Linked DNA regions of Mus musculus: region 1 is linked to region 2. Evidence: chromatin loops called from intact Hi-C (ENCODE). Cell type or tissue: left cerebral cortex. All regions are shown on one strand. Links, peaks and the distances in the headings refer to the core of each region. The heading gives the core; the rest is flanking DNA.

The links. A loop is a pair of places that touch in the nucleus more often than their neighbours do. Peaks named below come from ENCODE experiments on the same cell type or tissue, not always from the same donor. Only the 100,000 strongest peaks of a DNase experiment are listed, where the experiment ranks them.
Region 1: a loop joins it to region 2, with 5 times the contacts of the local background. A loop is called at or near these places in 3 of 42 quality-filtered maps.

The regions. Positions count from the first base shown.
Region 1 is chr2:142,643,239-142,651,572 of GRCm38, reverse strand. It overlaps Kif16b (kinesin family member 16B), which reads left to right. Exons shown (of 26, transcript NM_001081133.2): 25 at 3,062-3,145. Among named protein-coding and RNA genes, the nearest start is that of Kif16b, 250 kb to the left of the region's middle. In left cerebral cortex, for the core only: no CTCF peak of the experiment used is centred there; DNase peaks (open chromatin) are centred at 2,684, 3,450, 3,953 and 4,492; H3K27ac peaks cover 2,175 bases.
Region 2 is chr2:142,727,625-142,735,958 of GRCm38, reverse strand. All of the region lies in intron 17 of Kif16b (kinesin family member 16B), which reads left to right. Among named protein-coding and RNA genes, the nearest start is that of Kif16b, 170 kb to the left of the region's middle. In left cerebral cortex, for the core only: no CTCF peak of the experiment used is centred there; DNase peaks (open chromatin) are centred at 3,401, 4,073 and 4,627; H3K27ac peaks cover 2,857 bases.

The DNA.
Region 1 (8,334 bases), core at 46-8,045, 84 kb after region 2:
ATTCAACATTCCTTGCTAAAGCTTCATAGAAGCTTGTCAAGTTCAATACCATTGTCCTTAGTGTTTCCCAAGAGAGAATATTTGGGTGGAAGGAAGTCCAGCTAGTTAGCTAGTTAAAAGGCAACCCGTCTCAAATTGTACCTCTCTCATCTTGTTGCCTCTAGCCTTTCACTCTGCCCTGAGGCACTTTCAAAGTTAAATGACAGAAACAAATCAGAGAATTTGTGGCAAAGGGAAAAAACAATCCTCCACCCCAAAAATTCTCTGCCCTGGCCTACAGACCGTATATGTGGAACTATCCACCCTCTTGACAGTTAGCTTTGGAAGGGAATGATAAAGTCATCAGTGGCACCAATATTAAGGGAAGAAAGAATCTCTAAAGAAAACACAATATCTTTATTCTAAAAAGGCAAAATGTATATAATTTCAGGATTAGCCACTTGGTACTGGATAACACCACTTGGTATTGGACTCTCCCCTGGGCAAAACTATTTCTTCAACTCTCAGCATTCCTTAGTTGCCTGTAGTTCCTTGTTTAGGGCTGAGGCCTCATGAGCCTTCACATTAGCAGGTTTCTGGTGGTGCCTTGCTTGGGCCTTACTTAGGCCTTGCTAAGGCAGCCATATTAATGAGACTATGGGCATAGCATCTTTGACATTTCTGGAAGATAAAATCTCATAGCAAAGTTCCTGTTCCTCTGGCTCTTACAATCTTTCTAATTCCTCTCCAGATATGGTCCTAGATAAGCCTTAGGTTCAGGAGCTGTGTTGTAGATGCACATGCATGTGCATACATGCATCCACACATATGTATGTACATACATGACAACACTTAAATAGTGGCCATGAGTTTTTGAGCAAAGGTGGTATGTAGCAAGGGTTGTGGGAAGAAAGGGGAGGGAGAAATTATATAATTATAATTTAATTTAAAAAAAAATTAAGGGGTAAACTAGTTGAATGGCCACTTAAAATAACAAGAGAGTCAGTTAGTAAAACCTCCTTCACAGCCTGCCCAGTAGTTTTACTTAAATTTAGCTGAGCGCATAGCATACCATGTGACCCAGCATTTCTTCTCTTCTAACAGTAGGACAAACAAAAGTACATGGATTTGTCCGTTAGTAGACCTAGGGGGAAATAGTCCTACCAGCACAGTTCACAAAATCTCCAAAGCAGAAACTAACAAAGAGCTCAAGAACTGCAACAGGAAAAACCAAACAAAAACAAAACAAAAGCAAGCAACAACAAAGACAAAAAAAGTTAGGTGAACAAGTTGTAGGAAGTTGGCATAACAAAATACTGAGCACCAACAGGGTCTGCAAACCATCCCGACATGCAACTGTCAATAGATCTTCTAAGCACAGTGCACAACAAAACGATGTAGACTCAAAAACCTTGTATGGTGCCTTTTGCACTAAGTTTGTAAATAGAACGAAACTCTACTAGCGTTGCAAGCCTGTAGGTCCAGTCAGAGGGGAGAAGCCAGAGGATTAGAGGTTCAACACTAGCCTCCAAAACATAATGCGTTCCTATCACAAAATGTTACAGGTGAAGACAGGACTGACTCACAACTCAGTGGAAGAACCTTGTCCATTTGCATGAGAGTCAGTGTCAGGACCTCCCACACAACATGAAAACAGAGCCATAGCTTGCTATTAGAAAAGTTGGGCTACTGCTTTTCCACCTAAGTGGGAAGAAGGAACTGCAAAGACTACTTCCTGGCACAGCATTGTTCATTTCTAGAATCAGGTGCTGGCTGCAGTATGCCCAGTTTGAACAGTAATCAAGTTTTTCTTTTATACATTGCACTTTCTGGTATTTCTAGCATATCTTATGGTGTTTGTAACATCTTAAATACACAGAAGCTAGTTTTTAATATTTTTAAGCTTCAGCTGTAGCAATATAAATTTAAATCATTGTAGTGATTTGCACAGGTATAAATTGGAGTTTTGTGGCCTATTGTGCCCTACTTTGTTGAAGAAATATTCATTTTTTTTCTCAATAATGCTTCATTGACTTCAATTTATCCACCAAAGGTAAGAAATAAGAAAACAGTGAATTCTACCCACAGCAGCAATTACTGCAGCTTAGCATCTATTCTTTCAAGGCAAGCCTGGCTTGTCAGGGTCTCACCAGATTATACAGTCCTTCCTAGCCTGGCCATATAATATAAGACTTACCTTATTATGATCTGTATGCCTTCAAGAAGAAGAAGATTAAAAAAGATGACTATGGGCTTTTAAGACACAGCTAGAGAACTAATTGCAAACCTTCATTTTGTAGGAAGTGTGATGGATTTAATGAGAGGCCCCCTTTCCCTTGCTAATCTTCATGTACACTAACCTAAAAGAAAATCATGTGGACTTTTTAGTGGACCTTAGTAATTGTCTAAGAAATAGTTTACAAAGTGATGAAGCAGTTTATAGATAGTTTTCAAATTCTCATCTCCATTGAAAAGTAATAATTGTATGGGCTTAGTGCTTACATTACATAGCAGAATCAAAATATAAATAAATAAATAAATAGTATGAGGGCTCCTGACAAAAATTGCCCCGTTCCCCCACGAGGCTGCGTTAGAGGATCACTTGAGTTCAAGAGCAGCCTGAACTGTATACTTAACTGTAGGCCAGCGTAAGCTTTAGGGTAAGACACGATTTCAGAAAAGCAAAAGTAACACATATACACACTCACTAGTGGGTTAGGCCTCAGCTGCATCCCACAGGCACCCGGGCTAGTGTCATTTAGGGCTTGTCTGTTTTATGGAAAATGCTACATGACATGGAATCTGATATTTAGAATGTATTGTTCAAAATCACACACACACACACACACACACACATACACACATACACGCACACACGTTTTCTCACTTGATACTGAGGAATCTAATCCAAAATTGCCTAATCTCTTCAATGTTGATGGCAGCCCAGGGAAAGACCTACCACCTTTAAATTTTAAGCTTCTCTCTTCACTCCATAATAGGGATACTAAATAAAAGTTTAATTAAAAATAGGCAAAAGTTCATTGGTATGGCCTTAATATATCTCGTGAAATCTGCATTCCAGCTCGCTGCTCTTGAATTCCCCCCAAAGAAGCTGTTTGGAAACAAAGACGAGCGGGTAGTTGCTGAGCGGCGGACACACTTAGAGGTAAGAGAGCAAGCTTTTCACCTCCCTGTGTAGAAAAATCCACCATCTGAATGATTGGCAAGAGCAGCTCCTGTTAGGCCCTTTGTCTTTATTGGCAACTGTGAAGAGCTGCTTCGTTAATGCAGGAGATGGCAGCGGGGTGGTGGTATGACTTGATTTCAAATCAGGTCCTTAGCCCCCTCTGGTTTGGCTAGCATCTTTCTGATTTTGAAGAAGACACCCTTGTTCTGAGAGTTAGGACACAGTGTGTGAGCGAGCGCTACATTCTCCCCTCAGCCAGATGGCATGCAATGTAGGATGAGAGCACAGAGCTTGCTGAAGAAAACTTGGAATTAATTAACCAAACTTACAGTATGTCGTCATTGTTGCTTTTTCAAGAGCTTTGGGAGGGAGAAGTTTCGGACCTATTTTAGTCCTAGTTCAGAGTCTTTGTATTTATTTTAACTTTATCTGCCAAGCTAGCTACACATAGATCCCAGTTTAACACAACCTGTTTTTGTGACTGCCTTGTGCCAATACCCATAGCTGACTGTTGTCTTCAGTTTGTGGCTTCACCAGTATACAGTTGATTATATTTTGTTAAAATCTGACTGCTTTTACCAGAGTAACTCCAGGATACCCTCAAAGCTCCCTTTGTTGTGACTTTGTTGGGAATAGTCACATGACTTATTATAATATAATCCTATCAGAACAGACCGTTCTAATGGGTGACTTGAAATGTAAAAGTTTGGGGATGGTATTGTTCCTCTGGACTGCCAAGTTGAACATGGCTGCCTGTGGGCTTCACTTGGTGTCAGTGAACCAAAATGTAGGGAATTGCCTTAAGCTGCTCTATCTAGAAGGGTCCTATGAGAGCCAAGGGGAGACATGGAGAAATGAAGCAGTGAGTTGTTCTAAGAGAAGGCACATTTCAGTGAGGAGCCATGCTTCCGGAATCTGCAGATGCACTGCAGCTACACATTTGAAGAAGTCCTGAGACCAGAACGACTGGGCTCTAGCAGGACTGTGAGGGACTCCCAAACTTACCCTGTGAAGCATAGACTCATGAGAAGAATTAGCCTTCAAGGACGAGGTTATTTTTGTGAGTCTGCCTGGTTTTACAGTGCTTATGTTAAGTGCTTATAAGATTCAAACAAACAAACAAACTTAAATAACACTTATAGGAGTAATGAATTTTTTTTTCTCTGAACTTTAACTGCCTTGACTAAGTAGCCTCATCTTTAATGAAAACATGGAGAATGGTGAGTTGCAAACTTGTTTTAAAATTTGATTATTGCCTGTTATGGCTATTGCCATTTCCAGCTTCCCAGACGTGATGGCATTCACACGAGGCCAGCACTCCCACACAGATGGCTCAGTTCAGGAACAGAACTTGGAGGTGTTTGCTTTCTATTCCAAGTGCACAAGACTCACTCTTGTGTTTTGTGTTTCTTGTGTTGCGTGGTGTTTTCTCTTGTAGTCCACATTTGTTCCTTCAGTGTCTCCTAGCGAGGGGTGTGTAATCTTTTGACATTCTGACATGATTTTGCCATCTCAAAGTGATCAAGATCCCAACATCCACTTGAAGGTTATGTCCTCAGTCACCCTACTTGTGCTCACTAGGTTCCACTTTCACAGACTCTACCTACCAGGAACGCCAAAGTAGAAGCTAAGTCTTTAACACATGTGTCTTTGTAGACACTTACCCTGACCACAGGACTGCATATATAACATGCGTTCCTTTGGTTGCCTGGGACTGTTCAGTACTGGTGCTTTTACAGAGTGTGTCTCCTATCTTGGGGAAATAGGCACTTGTGTTAGAAGATAAATGTGTTTCACCTAAAACTGAATGGTAAATCTTAGAGTGTTATCTTCTCTTCAAGAAGCAAGTATAATTCACCTTCACTTTAATAGAAAATTAATATAAGATCCGTGCATTAATTTCCTGTAGATATTGAGACTTTTCATTTGATCTTCTACTATCAGAAGTCACTACTTGAGTTAGTGTATTTTTATATGAAAAATCAGAGTTACTTTCCATTAACTGCTTATGATTTAACTCAACAAACATTTATTTAATTTTTCTCCCATGCTGGACCCAGTACTGAGTGCTATGTAGAATGACATATTTTATCCCTCTAAGAACATATGCTTAAGTTTCCCTATTAAAATTTATCTGGAGATGTCACAGATACACGAACACATAAAGAAAAGTGAACTTCAGTTAGACCCATATCTATAATATCTGTATTACATCTGATATCTATAATAATGGCTTAAAATGAGTTAATATTATTAAAATTCAAAAATACAGTTTTATAATTGCAATAACTTTGATACAGCTATATAGATGGTGATTTTTAGTGAGTTTTATTGTGTATAGCAGTTTTCCAAGTTATAAAAGTTGTCTTTTAAAATAATGACTTCATAAAATGCTGGATAGGAATGAAAAGCCATGATGAGAGCTGTTTCAGAGGTGGATTCCATACATTGGAAAGATTAGTTGTGTGCCTTGTGCTTGGAGACTAGGACTGTAGCATGTAACATACTGCATCAGAAAATATAGGCATAGGAAAAGATGTTAAGTGATGGAATATCAGCTTGACTCCAGGAACCTAAGTGATAAAGCTATAATGCCTCCATCCAAACAACTTTGCCTGGCAACACGTGTTCATAATTAGAGCCCGTTTTACATAATTTCCCCCTGTAAATGATTCACATACACATTCAGATGCTTCCTGGAACTTTTCTTCACAAAGAAACGTAGAATCTTAAAAATATTTCTAACTTGAGTGAGTCTTTCCATTGCTGCCTTCCTGACCAAGCTGGAACCAGTTTGGTGTGTACAAAGATAAACCTTGCCTTTAAGCAGTAGAGTTCTGGACACTTCTTCTCCAGTCCTTAAAACAGCAAGGAGCTAAGTTATCTGATAAGGTAGTGGAGGGAAAGGGGAATGAGTTCTCTGTTTCCAGGAAGGAGGGAGGGAGGGAGGGAAGGAGGAAGAGAGGAGGGAGGGTAGATGGGTGGATTGTAGTTTTGAAGCTAGACTTTGTAAATACTGGGCTGAATGTCACCAACTGCCACTGTTGCTACTCAAGAGTGCTAGGGAATTGACTGCTCTCCCACAAGGCCTGCTTTCTAACACTTGCTATCTACTAAGTGCTTCCGATTGTGTCCTGCCAGTTACTCCTTGTGGGAGCTTGGGAAGGGAGCTCTTTTGTCCTCCTTATTCACAGGTGAGGAATTGTGCCTTGAGAGGGTAAAGTTCCCACAGCTAGTAAGGAAGTGGTAGAGCCTCGGCTCACTCTCAGCATGGCTTCCAGAGCAGGCCTCGGTCACTGAGCATCCAGTCTTTCCCTATAAAGGAGTGTTACTTAGGGATAAATTCAGGACTATTACAAGGTTATCCAAGCACTGCTGCCTATCTTTTTTTCTCTGAAGTGTCATTCCATCCATGTAAATTAGAAGCACACCGTCCTCACCCTATAGTGTTCTGATGCTGAAGAAGCTCATTATCACTCCTGTCTTTGTGACTGTGGTGGCTAGCGTTGTCTACATGACAAACCTAGAACATTCCGGGAGGCCCTCTAAGCATGCCTTTAATTACATTACTTGAGGTAGAAAGACCTGCCCACTGTGGGCCGCACCATTTCCTGGCTGGGATCCTGCTCGCTGTTGAGATGGAGGGAGGCAGCAGCATGCCTTCAGCCTTCTCTGCGTCACCCTTACTGTGCACATGATGTGTCAGCTGCTCCAAGCCCCTGCCATCTTCATTCTTTGCGGTGGAACTGTGAGCCATAATAAAGCTTTTATTTATTTATTTATTTATTTAGGAGTGTCTTTTGTCAGAGCTTTGGATCACAGCAATAAGAAAAGAAACATAGACAGTGGCCATGGCAGGGAGATTGCATTTGGTTATGGTCTCACATGTTTCTGTTGGAGGGAAGGCATGTATTGTGATTGCTGACTTACTCTGTGGCGAAGAAAGTTTCCAAATCTTGATTGTTTACAGTTTTATTTATTTTTTTAAAGATGTGGCACATGCTTCCCATGGAGATTTATTCGTGTTTTGTGTCTTCACACACCCTTTGTGCTAGCTGTCCCTGCTGTACCCCTTCCTTACGGTCTCCTTATTCCCATCCCCACATAAACCCTCTGAACCCCACTGTTCTCGGGGCAGACTCTTAAGCTACATGCAAGCAGCAGGCATGGCTGATTAAATTCTCCATCTTCCCTGATCCTTCACATGTGCCTCACCTCTGCTGAGTTCCCAGAAAACCTGCCCAAGTTAGCTTCCAAATTCATGAGATTTTGTTGTTTCCTTTTTGTTAATTGATGAGAGGTACATTTTAGGTTATGAATTTCAGAGAACATACTTTCTACTTGAAAACATTTCTGCTAATCATTCTAATAGTCTGTCAATTCAGGGCATAACTGTGATGAAAGAAATTTCTCAAATTCTCTAAAACTTTAAAGTCTTCAAGAGGAATAGAACCACCTTGGGAGTAAGAGCCTGAGAAGTTTCTAGAAACTTTTCTTCAGTGTACAGGCAGCAGGCATTTTCATTCCCTTAATTAACACACTAGCAAGGTGGGCTAAAGTAGCTACGAGCATGGGCCTAAAGTGCAGCATCCAGCCCTTGGTCCTCAGTGGCTAGTCATTGCCTCAGTTCCCGCATCTGCAAAATGCTGCCACACCATCTCTGCACTTACACCGAGGGAAACGGAGCATGTGCGCAGAACACAGAAGCTGCTACAGAGATAAATAAAACACCCAAACATGGTGGCTGGTGCAATGGGTATGAAGATTGTGATGATGCACCATGGGGGTGAAGAGGGGGAGGAGGAGGAAGAAAAAGAGGAGGAGGAGGAGGAGGAGGAAGAAGAAAAGGACAACTGCAGTGGTGGGCATTGAAGTCATATGTGTGTTCTTGCTTGTGATAAGTTGGAGGCACTAGAAATATCTTGGTGTGCTGTCACCCTCTCTTTCATTCTACTAGTTTACAGTCTGTGAAGTAGAAGGGCCCGTCTGAAGCTTTGGATTGCAGTGGAACTGTTGGCAAATGTAAGAAGGACCAAAAATCCAAGATCCTTGTGAAAGCTGCACTGGTGCTCACATTCCAATTTTATTTCTAGCTGGTTAGTTCCCTCTGCACATGTACCATGCCATGACTACAAGCCTGTCACTCCAGAGTCACCAGCTGACCTGAG
Region 2 (8,334 bases), core at 60-8,059:
TGCTGACAGCCTGCTAAAGTACCAGATTTGGAGCTCTGTGCAGAGCCTGAGAAAAGGGCCTTGTCATGCAAATGCATTTCAAAAGAGCACAAGCCAGCGCGCAGTTCAAATCTGAGGGCAGCTGTGTCTGCAGCCTTCTCTGGGGATCTCTTGGGAAAGGAATGATGTGACATGATGTACCTAGGAAGGGCTTTTGATCTGGTGCCATGCCCCTTTTGGGTAGCCATGTTCTAATATGTTGGGTGACATAGAGAACGTGTGGCTTCCAGTTGTAATCTGCAGGTTGACGTCACCTGCAGCCAGTCTGTTAGGATCTATTTAAGTCTGATTCATGAGAGCCATTCGTCTTCTTTTTGGAGACCCAGTATTATTTCTTTTCATTGACCCCAGTCGTTTGTGTAGTTTAGCTCATTCTCAATGGTGTAGAAGCACACGCCCTGCACTGACTGACTAGAGTTCTTATCATCCAGAGGTCAGCAGGATTATAAGGAGTCTTAAGTAGAGCCATTCAGAAGCCTGTGATTGGAGACTTCTCTTCTGTAGTTGAGGTCATAAAGATGTTCCCAGCCTATAAGAAGGGCTTGCCTAGAGAAGAGAGAGGCAAAAAGTGCTAACTGAAAATCTAGTCCTCATCATCCACCTTCCAAAGGCTCACAGTCACTTGTGTGACTTTGCACCAGGGAATGCACTCTCTGATTTCAGACGAGCTGCATCCTTGCTGGTCCCTGACATGTTTGCAGAAGGAGACCTGGTGAAGAGGTCCACTGCTGGAAACTGAGAGCATCCCAGAAGATTGCTGGGTAGAGGGAGTCATGCTGAGGGTGTGGACAAGATAAAGGAGTCAGCAGGAACTAGCACTCAGTTTGTTTTGATGATCTCACAGAGTTGTCCTTTGGGGCTTGCATTTCTGTGTTTGGCAGAATGAACTTAGGGATGTAGGTTGCAGCTCAGCTTCCTAAAGGAAGTAACATAGTGTTGTGTTTTAGATTACTTTTATAAATTGTGATAAGCCTTTTTTAAAAGCTTCTTCAGAGCCTGGTAGACAGTGCATGCCTACAATCTCAGCCCTGGGAGATGAATGCGGGATGATTGAGAGTTCAGGGCCAGCCTCGGCTATGTAGTAAGTACAAAGCTAGTCTGGGCTATATTATTTCATGTCTCAAAGCAAAACAACTTATCCAGAATATATGTTTAAAATATATATTCCAGTATACAAACAATAACTATTGTTTATGTACTAATGTGTGGTAACTACTTACATGTTTAGTAACAACTTTCATTTGTAGTTGTAGTAAAGGAGACTTACTATAATGTCTTACAATCATAATAATTTTCAGTACACAGTATAATGAAGTGCATTGACGTTACCGTGCAGGTGATCTATAGAACATTCTTACAAGAGGCAGTGCTGTGTTCTTGAAGCAATACTTTTGTGCTTTTATCATTATCATTTTTATTGTTGTTTGTTTGTTTGTTTGTTTCCATGACTTTTACTTCTTTAGACATTTCACACATGTGGGGTTAGAGCATTTTCCCATTCCTGATTGGTTTATTTCACTTAGCTGATGTCATGCAGTCTTTACTGGTTTTGTTAGAATGCCTTGTTTTCCGGCTGAGTAATATTCCTATGTATGTGGGTCCACATTTTGTTTGTCCAGTCATCTGTTAATGGACATCTGCCAATGGTTGTGTCTATTGCTAGCTATTGGGCAGGAGCGTACAGATGTCTGCTTGAGTCTTTGATATCAGCTCTTCTGAGTCCAAGCCTAGAGTTGGATTCCTGGATCATCTGGCAGTTCTGTTTTTAATGTTTCAGTAAATCACCAGACTGTGTTCCATTGTGGCTCTGCCCACCTCACATTCTTACAACAGTGAGGGTGGTTTCCAGAGGCTGTGCCATCCTAGTCCATCCAAGAGCTATCTCACTATGGTTCTCCAACACTCTGTCTTGTCCCCTCTGACTATCCAATTGTGAAAAAAAAGAAAGTTTAGAAGTAGAGGAGGAAAGAATCCCTTGGCACCCTGTAAGTATTGTAAGCAGGTGATGGGTGCCCCCCTACTGTGGATGGGATCCCCAGGGATTACAGGCAGCTCATTTCACACGTTAACACCCAACCAGCACTGTGTCCAGAAAGTGTTCATGGCTAAGGAAGGTGTGCTCATGTTTGCACGGGAAGGAGTCACTCTGAAGAGTGAGAACTGATAAGCTTGGGAAGCTGCTGTAAGGTTGTTGGAAGCAGAGCTTGGAATGAGGTAGTGGTGGAATGAACCTAGAAGAAGAGTGGGCAGAAAACAAGCCAACTTTGGGTCCTGGGAGTTTTACTGTCTGTGGATTTAATGAAGCAAAATATGTTGATTTCCAATCTCAGGCTTAGATCTTTGCTTGGATGTAATTTGTCTGAAATACAAACATAGGAGTAGGGTCAGGTAGTCAAAGGCAGTGAGGATAAGAACAACTTTGAGTAACTGGGGCTTGAACTGCTATAACTGGCTGGTTTTCATCTTCTTTCAGCTCTCCGACTTGCTATAGGGAAAGCTTGGGAGTGTCTGTGTGGCCTGTAGGAAGTACTCAGCCCTGCCTATGGGATGGAGGCACTTCTCCCAGTTGAAAGAATGGCTGATTCCAGCTGGCCAGCTTTCACTCATTCGTGTGTGTAGTGTCTGAGTCCCTCGTGTCTCTTATGCTGGGCATGTATGGTAAGGAAGGATAGACAGAGACTTGGTCACCTTGGGGTATGATTTAGTATGTGTGGAAGATGGTTGTAAAGTCTGACCACAATCACAGAACAATAGCATTGTCTTACACAAACCATCCTAGGATTACCCTGGAATGACTCTGTAGTTCCTGCCTCCTCAAAGGAAGAGGGAAGGACTGAGGATACTCTGCGTTATGTTCCCTGCGCCCTTCTTGGGAATGTCTTCTTCCTAGCCTTGGTCCTGGTCCGTTTGGCTTCCACAAAGTGACCTCCAAGCACTATCAGTGTCATTGACACTGTTCTCCAATGTGATCTCTCCCTTTCCAGCCTGAACTTCATCCTTGGCTAATGTATAAATTTCCCCCCACACCTACACAAGCTTCTGCGAAGCCCTCTGTCCACTTCCTCTGCTTAGTTCTCTTCTAAGCTTAGTCCAGGAATTACATTCTCAGGAGGCTTCTCTCCATCTCCAGTTTGAGTTGATTTGTTGCTTTTTTTCCTTGGGCAGACATTCTGTGTATGTCTTCTCTTTCCAATGTAATCTCATGCCCGGGCATTTTCCTGATGTGGGCTTCTTGAAAGCAAGAGCCCTCCATTCCTTACTCAGTTTCAAGTCTTGCACATAGGAAGTAACTCTGCAGATCTACAGATCTGGGGCTGCAGCCAGGCTCTGGATGAGTCAGTCTATCAGCAGGCCCGAGAAGCCTGTGCTGGGCATGACCCATGGCTACTGTACTCCTGCTTGTCTCCTTCGCTCCTAGTGAGTGCTTCCTTCTCGGCTGGTGTCTAAGGATCACAGACCAATGTATCTCTTGTCTAGAAGATTGCAGTAATAAGACTGAGTTTTATAGTAGTTAAAAAAATTTCTGCTTAGTACTTTTCCCAGAGCCAATCTATCTTAACAGTTGTGGCTGTTTTGCTAATCATCATATCTGGTGAGACTCAACGTGTCTTCAAAGCAGCAGGTTCTCCCTCCCTCCCTCCCATTCTTTCCTCTTTTTCTCTTTCTTTTTGTTCAGCAGGCAACCTACTAATCTTTCAAGTACCCTATATCTAAAAACAAATAGCAACTACAGAACCGTACTCTGAATTTAGTGGGCTCTTGATATTTTTAAACATCAAGTCTTTATATCATGAACGGCCTCCTTTGTCTGGCTGGGCACATCAAGTTGGACACATTTTCTATTCCAGTTTTGGAACCTGCTGCTGGCCTGCATCTCGAGCTTCTCTGGAAACTGGTTTGTACACACATTGCTTCTTAATGCCAGAGACTTTTTGGATGGGGCAAAGCAGCCTGGTGGCTTCCTTGGGGAGTTAGCTCTACTTTGGAGAACTGCCCAGCTAGGGTCTTTGCCAGCAGATAATTTCCCTGCAGGGGAACATTCCCTCTCACTGGCACAGTGTCTTTAAGAAGAAAGCAAGCTGACTGCTCAGCCTCCTCCACCTCACTGGAGACTGAAAACAGGCAGCTAGTTTGGCAGGAGGCGGAAACATTCACAGCTTCGTGAAAGTGCTTGAAGCAAAATTAGATACCTTCCAAGTTCATTTCAGTATTGAAAATAAAAGAAAATTTTGCTGGCACATTAGCCTCCTCTAAGTACTGCACAGTGGCGAGCCCATTTAAATGTATAAATTTGAATAATTAAATTCTAAAAAGAAGCAACTCCGTTTCAATCCAAGCTAGACCTACAAATGTCAGAAGCCAGCGTCAGGGCTGGGTTTGGTAAGCCACCTCAGGATTTTCACTAAGGCCATAGCACCCCTTGGTGACTATGGAAGGCCCCTGACTCTGTGATGACCTGAAGCTATCCATCATCTGGGGAAGAAGATAGAAGAAAGGTGGTCAACTTTATCACTGAGGTTCAAATCACAAACAGGTAGAAAAATTGCTGCAGAGCTGGCATGTGGCCATGTCCTCTGCCTTGCTCGAGTTGCTCCCCTATCAGTGAGCCTTTCTCTCCGTCTTCCTCACTGTTTCAGTGTGAAGTTTCCCCACACAGACATATGTCAGGGGAGTTGGTCCCACGCAGTAGCCCTATTCGGGATGCTGTGTAATCTATGCTGTTGGTCTCTAGGAGATGGGGCTTGAGACTCTGGACTGGACCCTTTGCCCTGTTCTACTCCTAAGGTGTAGCCAATAACCTGTCGCTCTTGCTGCCAGAGCCCACAGCTGCTGCCTTCCATCCCCAGCCTTCTGGGCAGTAATGGACCAACCATTTTCCCTCAATATCTTCTTATCAAATGTCTGTCATTTACTATGTTTGCCAAGAAAGGCTCATACTAGATTCATAAGGGTTTTTAAAAATATTTTTCTTTCAAAGCTTTTTTATACTCTTTTAATAACCACGTAATTTTCTATTGTAGATATTCCATGTCTAACTGGACTTATCTTCTATTGATTTATGTTTTATTGTTTAGTTTCTGGCTATCATATGCCATTAGCCTGAAGAAATTTGTGGCTAATTCTGGTGTTCTCCATAGTAACTTCCTTGAGGCAGAAAAATGTAGTGCTGGCATTTCTAGTTCAGAGAGAAGAATTTGAAGGTCCCTGATTGCACATTAATAAATTATTTATTTGATCACCTTCCACTAATACTGTGTAAGTTTCTTTTTCTTGTAAACAATTTTGAGAAATGGTCTTGAGTTCTTGAATATATATCCTTGTGAGTTCAGCTTCTGGGATGCAGTTCCAGGCTGTACTGCCAGTAAGCAGAAGCCAGGGTTCCTGCCTACAACCATGTAGAAACGGGTGCCTTTCCCCAGTGTCTTGGTTGTTACCTAGGACCCAACTGTGTATGACTGTAGCTGAGTTTCTCCGTGAACTGGAACGCTGAAGTGAGGGCAGTTCCCACATTCTTGCTGTCTTCTGGTTGCTTGTAGGAATGGAGTTCTAGAAAATAAATCCAGAAGAAACTCAAATCTGAAGAAACAGTTTTAAGATTGGATGTAAACAGTGAGAGTTGCCAATGTGAAGAGTTCTTACCAGCTAATAGCCATTACATAACAAGAAAGTGGTTCCTTCTCCATGTATTGTCCTTCCTTTCCTGGCTCTTGTTAATGGCTGCTTTCTAACACAATGTTAAAAGCTGGGTAAATACAGATGGAGGCTATAATAACAAGAAGACTGTCAAACATTCTCATTTCAGATGCAGTTCTCTGCCTCCACCCTCCCACTTCCAATAGTTCCCCCTCCCTTTTCTGTCTCACATGATGTGTGTCCCTTCACCCCCCTTTTTAAAGGCCCATTTCTTTCTTCCTGTTGACCTCTCACCTCCCTTTCTTCAGTAACAAGAAGGTCATGGGCATTGCACTAGAAAGTGAGAGGTCTCTAGCATCAGGGTAAGAGCTGCCATTTCTCTGAGCCTTAGCTTCACTGTAGGTGAAACCGACACAGGACACAGTTTGTCAGATAAATCCTCAGCAATTTGTAGAACTTAAGGACACCTGATGATGAGTTGGAACCCAGAGGACTTCACTCTCCCTCTTTAATATGGTGCAGCCTCATGTAATAGAGTCTACTTGCAACTGGAGGGACTCCTGATGAAATTGTCACCTTCAGATGAGGCTGTGCTCCCTGCCACATGTTATAAGAGAGATCCGCTTCCCTTGGGAGCACTGTGCCCTCCTTTATTGTCTCTTTCACTTCACTTTCTTTTACCCTATAAGTGGCTTCTGTTTTTCTTGCTGACCTTGTACATGTGAGCTTTATGCGTGTTGTTGACAATACTTATGCTACTGGTAATTTGGTAGTTAGCCTATGCATATATAGTGGAGAGTTATTTAGTGTTTGTGTTTGTTGGTTCTTTGTATTGAGCCTTGCTGGGCTTTGTCTAGTTAAGTTTGCTGAGGTGCAGGTTTCTTTTCCAACTTCAGTCTCAGTTGTTTCACTGTTTATGGGTCATTTACTAACTTTATGATGGTCATAGATTGTCTTAAGTAGCTTGTTAAGATACATAGTCTTTAGGAACTTGCAGTGAAGGAAACTAAAGGAAGTGGGTCTTTTCCTCTGTTAGCTGAAATTGGTGTTAATTACTGACTTTGCTGGTTTTTGCTGGTTTTCATATCCTTGACTATCATTCCACTGTGAGCCACTTGAAGTGATAGACCCATGAGCTTTTTGTCTTCAAAGGAGATGGAAAGATGAACTGCTGATTCCAAGAACAAGTTGACTTTCCTGTGTTACTGTAGAATGGCTTGTGGGCTGGCTTGTTCTTGATACACTGTGAAGCCCTGGTGAACAAGTGAGCCATTTCTTTCTTTCTTTTTTTCTTTAATTGGATATTTTCTTTATTTACATTTCAAATGGTATCCCCTTTTCTGGTTCCCCCTCCAAAAAACACTCTCCACATATCCCCTCCCCCTGCTCAGCAACCCACCCACTCCCACTTTGTGGCCCTGGCATTCCCCCACACTGGGGCATACAGCCTTCATAGGACAAAGGGCCTCTCCTCCCATTGATGTCCAACTAGGCCATCCTCTGCTGCATATGCATCTGGAGCCATGAGTCCCACCATGTGTGCTCTTTGGTTGGTGGTTTAGTCCCTCGGAGCTCTGGGGGTATGACTAGTTCATATTGTTGTTCCTCCTATGGGGCTGCAAACCCCTTTAGCTCCTTGGGTCATTTCTCTAGCTCCTTCATTGGGAACCCTATGCTCAGTCCAATGGATGGCTGTGAGCATCCACCTCTGCGTTTGTGAGGTACTGGCAGAGCCTCTCAGGAGATAGCTATATCAGGCTACTGTCAGCAAGCACTTGTTGGCATCCACAGTAGTGTCTGGGTGTGGGGATTGTAAATGGGATGGCTCCCCAGGTGATTCAGTCTCTAGTGGTCATTTCTTCGGTCTCTACTTCACACTTTGTAACTCTTTCCATGGGTGTTTTGTTCCCCCCTTCTAAGATGGATAGAAGTATCCACACTATGGTCTTCCTTCTTCTTGAGTTTTATGTGGTTTGTGAATTGTATCTTGGGTATCCCGAGCTTTTGAGCTACTATCCACTTATCAGTGAGTGCTTACCATGTGTGTTCTTTTGTGATTGGGTTACCTCACTCAGGGTGATATACTCCAGATCCATCCCTTTGTCTACCAATTTCATGAATTCATTTGTTTTTAATAGCTGTGTAGTATTCTATTGTGTAAATGTACCACATTTTCTGTATCCATTCCTCTGTTGAGGGGCATCTGGCTTCTTTCCAGCTTCTGGCTATTATAAATAAGGCTGCTATGAACACAGTGCAGCATGTGGAGCATCTTCTAGGTATATGCCCAGGAGTGGTATTGCTGGGTCCTCAGTTAGTCCTATGTCCTATCTTAGAAGGCAGGAACAAAACACCATGGAAGGAGTTACAGAGACAAAGTATGGAGTAGAGACTGAAGGAATGACCATCCAGAGACTGCCCCACCTGGGGATCCATCCCATATACAGTCACCAAACCCAGACTCTATTGTGGATGCCAACAAGTACTTGCTGACAGAAGCCTGTTATAGCTGTCTCCTGAGAGGCTCTGCCAGTGCATGACTTGTTTCTTGACAGGGCCTTTCATCTCCTTTGATCATGGACCATAAATTCTAACCTTGAACAGCTACTGCCCAGCTCTAGGACATCTAATATTTAGTCAACATCAGCAAACCCTGCATCT